Regions from separate parts of the Homo sapiens genome. Here region 1 is linked to region 2. Evidence: chromatin contacts called from ENCODE Hi-C or POLR2A ChIA-PET data. All regions are on one chromosome and are shown on one strand. Each heading gives the region's core, a stretch centred on a gene start or an enhancer-like site at or near the end of the contact. The rest is flanking DNA. Distances are from core to core; before and after follow the strand shown.

What was found. Hi-C counts contacts between places; a loop is a spot of excess contacts on that map. ChIA-PET counts read pairs that join two places held with the same protein, here RNA polymerase II (POLR2A).
Region 1: a loop to region 2 is called in a map of mammary epithelial cell, with 19 times the contacts of the local background. The contact joins the promoter of LIPF here to the enhancer-like site in region 2. A Hi-C loop is called at or near these places in 1 of 168 maps with a recorded cell type or tissue (mammary epithelial cell) and 2 of 37 single-sample maps with no recorded cell type. POLR2A ChIA-PET finds 5 or more read pairs at or near these places in 2 of 52 experiments (OCI-LY7 and activated CD4-positive, alpha-beta T cell).

Annotation. Positions count from the first base shown.
Region 1 is chr10:88,663,001-88,665,700 of GRCh38, forward strand. LIPF (lipase F, gastric type) reads left to right here and starts at 1,442. Exons shown (of 10, transcript NM_004190.4): 1 at 1,442-1,491.
Region 2 is chr10:88,615,420-88,618,119 of GRCh38, forward strand. It overlaps a transcript of LIPJ not described here. Among named protein-coding and RNA genes, the nearest start is that of LIPJ, 30 kb to the left of the region's middle. Within about 2 kb of position 1,337, at least 3 of the 41 ENCODE cell types and tissues checked have a DNase peak (open chromatin) inside an H3K27ac peak, as active enhancers do.

The DNA.
Region 1 (2,700 bases), core at 192-2,691, 48 kb after region 2:
AAAAAGTCAGGAAATAACAGATGCTGGAGAGGATGTGGAGAAATAGGAACGCTTTTTCACTGTTGGTGGGAGTGTAAATTAGTTCAACCATTGTGGAAGACAGTGTGGCAATTCCTCAAGGATCTAGAACCAGAAATACCATTTGACCCAGCAATCCCATTACTGGGTATATACCCCAAGGATTGTAAATCATTCCACTGTAGGGAACACATGCACACATATGTTTATTGCAGCACTATTCACAATAGCAAAGACTTGGAACCAACCCAAATGCCCATCAATAATAGACTGGATAAAGAAAATGTGGCACATATACACCATGGAATACTATGCAGCCATGAAAAAGGATGAGTTCATGTCCTTCACAGGGACATGGATAAAGCTGGAAAGCATCATTCTCAGCAAACTAACACAGGAAGAGAAAACCAAACACCGCATGTTCTCATTCATAAGTGGGAGTTGAACAATGAGAACACATGGACACAGGGAAGGGAACGTCACACACCAGGGCCTGCCAGGGGCTAGGGGACAATGGGAGGGATAGCACTAGGAGAAATACCTAATGTAGATGATGGGTGGATTGGTGCAGCAAACCACCATGGCGCATGTATACTATGCAGCAAACCTGCACATTCCGCACATGTATCCCACGAGCAACAGATGCTCATGATGGTTGTAAAGGATCAACTGTATTTTAAAACATAATTTAATATATACTTTTAATAAACACATTCATATTGTTCAAACTATAACCCATAGATTTTTTTGTTTCCTTTTTTTTAACTTTTATTTTAAGTTTAGGGGTACAAGTGCAGGTTTGTTACATAGGTAAACCTGTGTCCTGGAGATTTGTTGTACAGATTGTTTCATCGTCCAGGTATTAAGCCTAGATTTCTTAGAAGGAAAAAGACACCAAAAATATGTTCTTAAAGGTCAAGGGCTGGGTTTTGTATGATAGCTAGACCATTATCTGTAGGATTTGAGACCCTGGTCAAAGACCATAATAAAATATTAATCTTTGCTGAACACATTCACTTATCTAACCATCTAGTCAAAATAGCTTATGCGCTGCATTTTTAAAGAATAACAGGTGGCCTTTTGTCATTTTATGCCTCTCTATCTGAGCCAAACTATATAATCATTTGCATTATACCTTTGGCTCAAAAACGTTTATATGTTTAGGCTATCAAGGATTATTTTTAATGGTTCCTAAATCATTTTAATCCTCAGAACTACTTTGGCCAATATTTGTCTTTGTTAAAAGTTAAAGGTGAGCACTCAGTATTATGTGAAAATGAATGCAATATTTAATTTTTAGTTTTGTCCTGTTAACATTAGATGATGCCCAGATAGTAAGTCTTTTTGGTAATGTAATCAGTGGATGAGGAATCTGACCATTGTTGAAGGTTTTGTATATAAGAAGTCAATACAACATTGACCAAAATACTAACCAGCCAGAGAAACAGAATCCTAACTATTTCTGAGGAAACTGTAAGTAGAACTTCTGCTGAACAAAATTGTTATTTGAATTATTAGATTTTTTCTTTATCCCAAGTGATGCATTTTTAAAGGCTTAGATATTTGTTGCATATTCACCTGCATAAATGTATCTGTTTAAATTATGGCTTATTCCTCTAGGATTTGATTTATTTTATTCTTTTTTTTGTATGGACATGAGACTCTTAATTATGGAATGACAAATTTGTTTATTATTGCAATTAGTGCCTAATGTGAAAGTCTCATAATTTCTTAACTATTGAATTACAAATTTGTTTATTAAGTTCCTAATGTGAAAGTCTAGTCTCTGTGACTCTTCTTTTTGAGAAGGAATAGATCAGTAATCTAGTGACATATAATTGGCTGTATTAATATGCTATGTTTAATATTTAATATCATCCAAATCAACTGCTGTTGAATTGATCATTATTAATACGATTGTGAAACCTTATAGGCTATTAAAACATTTATTTAAATTATAAACTTTTCAAAACAGAAGTCTAGACCAAATTATATAAATCTCCCTGGGGATGTCCCTATAAAAGCTGGCCCAGGGTCATACTGAAGGAGTATTACAGTGGGGAAGAACATAGCCTTTGGAAATAGACTAGTTTAAAATATGGGCTCCACTACTTTCTATATATTTGGTTGGGCGAGTCCTCTTTTAGCCTTACCTTGCTTATTTGTAAAATGGATAATATAATGCTACCTACTTCATAGAGTTGCTATGAGAATTAAATGAGATAATAGTCATAATAACTATATTTAACTAACGTTTATGAGATGCCCAGCATGTTAAGAACTTTACTTTTGTTATCATAATGAATTCCCCTAACATAGAGAAATGTACTATTACAGGCCCTGTTTTATAGATGAGAACACTGTCTTAGCAAGATAGTTCATTTCACGTATACCATGTTGAACACACAGTACAGCACACAGTGAGTCCTCTGTATGTGTTAATTACTGGTATTTTCCTAGGACTTGGCAACAAGCATTTTGAGAAATTTATTCTGCCCTTGAACATCTTTGAGCCCATTGAGATGTTCTCCAACGCAAACAGTAGGTTAAGTGTCCTCACTTTACAATGGCAAATCACTTAATGGAGGTCATGTGGGTTCCTGAAATGTTTGATGAAAGCCTCTGGTTTGAATGTTACAACACTACTGGTTAGTCTTTATATATTAGTTTATCTCTTCCTAA
Region 2 (2,700 bases), core at 87-2,586:
GCAGGCACCTGTAATCCCAGCTACTTGGGAGGGTGGGGCAGGAGAATCACTTGAACCTGTGAGGTGGAGATTGCAGTGAGCCAAGATTGTGCCACTGCTTTGGGAGGGTGGGGCAGGGGAATCACTTGAACCTGTGAGGCAGAGGTTGCAGTGAGCCAAGATTGTGCCACTGCACTCCAGCTCCAGCAACAGTGTGAGACTCCACCTCAAAAAAAAAAAAAAAAAAAAAAAACAGAAAGAAATACCCTAACATACATACTAGAATGGCCCAAAGAAAAATGATTGACAATACAAACTTGGTCAACATACAGAAAAACAAAACTCTTAAACACTGCTGTAAAATGGCACAATCATTTGGAGAGTGGCCTGGAAATATCTACTAAAGCTAAACATATATCTACTATGTGACTTAGCAATTAAATTCCTAGGAATATACAGAATGTTCAGAGCAACATTATTCACAATATCCCAAAATGGAAATAAACCAAATGTTATCAACAATAAAATGGAGGCCTGGCCCCATGGCTCAGGCCTGTAACTCCAACACTTTGGGAAGCCAAGGTGGGAGGATCGCATGAGGCTATAAATCGGAGACCAGCTTGGGCAACATAGCAAGACCCCATCTCTACAAAAAAGAAACAAAAACAAGCAAAAACAATAAAATGGATACATAAGTTTTGGTGTGTTCTCACAATGGAATACTCTTGTAGAATAATGACAGTGATTAAACAGCTAATGCATACAAAAACATAGACAAATCTCCAGCCACAAATAAAACTAGAATTTTATTTCCATTTGCCTGTTTTCCCCTGGGAAAACACTGTTTCCTTGCAGAGGACTTTCCTGTTAGTGACCCCGCGGGGAAAGCCTCCCAGGCTGAAGGCACTTCACCTATCTCAGCAGTTAGAACAAGCCCTTCAGGGTCCTCATAAAAGTCCCTGGCCTGCGTCAGGGAGAGGCTGATCCCCCAGGGCCGACTGGAATCTGAGCTCAGACCATTAGGAAGCAGGCTCAAAGCATAAGATCCTCGGTGAACAGGCTGTGCAAACGCCAGGTCGAGCTCAGTTGGCGCCGAGCGCCCTTAACCGCACCTAGAGGCCCGACCTGCTGAGGCCCTCAAAGCAGGAGCTGAGGCGGGGGATCCTCAGGCAGGCACTGAGGACAAGGAGGACTTCCATGGGATTACGGCCGCCTACAGAAGAAGTGGACGCCCACCAATAAAGACCAGGCCTGGAAGACTCTGACGGAGCACTACAGCATCCTGAAGTTGCTGGATGGGTATCCCGCAACCCCTGCCTCAGGCTGAGGCTGCCTGCTCTCTGGCCTGGAGAAGGGGAGATGAAGAGAGGAGGCAAGCCTGCTTCCTGGGGCTTTGCCAGAAGCCACAGCCTGCAGCTGCTCTGTCAAATGGCTACAGTCTCTAGAGGACTGAAACCCTTCTCTGAGGCCTTTTGGCCCAGCTCTGTGAAAACAGGACATGGAGGCCCTGCTGGGCTGGTGCTCAGTCTCTGCTTGGTCCCCAGTGTGTAAGTGGCTTCTTTTCTGGGCCTTTCTCTTCCCCCTCTTTACTAACCCCTAATCCCATAGCCCCACCACTCTCTTCCCTTCATGGAGTTCTGCTTTGTGATTTTGTAAAGAAGAAACCTAAAATTTAAGCTAAATTAAAAACAAAACAAACAAACAAAAACCAGACTGCTGAAGGAGGGGATCTTGGTGATGCCAAACATGCTCTCGGGACAAGACAGATCAGTGATTCAAAGCCCGGCTGAGCCATGACAGAGTAAGAAACATGGAGGCCTTCAACAGGTGTCTCAGAATAACTTACGGCAGTCGCTAGAGATTAGATACCTGAAGTTAGGTGAGATAGGATTAGACAATGATAATTTGAGAAATCAATAAATATGAAGCTTTAAAAATTCTTTAAAAATTCAGAGGAACCACTCAGTAAATCTGCCTACATAATAATTATTATATCAAAGATATTTAAAATAAGAAGAAAGTAAATACCAGGAATACGTCTCCTACTTTCCATGTATTCCTTTGACTGCATTATTTGTTCATTCTGCAATGGTCCAGAAATATCAGTTTTTGTCACTGACATAAGAACGGAGAAGACAGAGAGGAGGGAAGGAAAAGAAGAGCTCATTAGTGAAGAGGAGAGAATACATGAGGGAAATGATGAAGAAAGGGGAAAGCTATGGTTGTACAGAGAGAAAACAGGAATTAAGGATGCTAAGTGCACAGCTTCCCTTCACCTGAGTGAACTAGTTGGTACTATTGAACATATATCTGGTACCTCATTCTTTGCAAGAAGTTCTGGAAGCTTCAGAAAGCTCCTCTAAAGATAGTGTCAGAAAGGAGTGAGGGGCTGGAGATAAAGGAAGAAATGGGAACAGCTTTAAAAATCATAGCAGTTTCCAAGTCATATCAAATAATTTTTTAAGCAACAAAATTACTCTCTCTACTAGTAGATTGAATCAAATGAAAGCTACTTTGGAATAAATTTGATGTTGCTCAATGGACTATTGCTAACTCCAAAGATAACAGCACTCTCCCTAGATGATCTTACACTTTTCATGCTTCAGTTGTCACATATGAGAAAAAGTTGAGTTTGTCATAATGCTTTCGGGCCTGGAAACCTCTTAAGCCAGATCAACCTCAATAATTAGGTCAGCATCACCCAATCTGCATGTACAATCT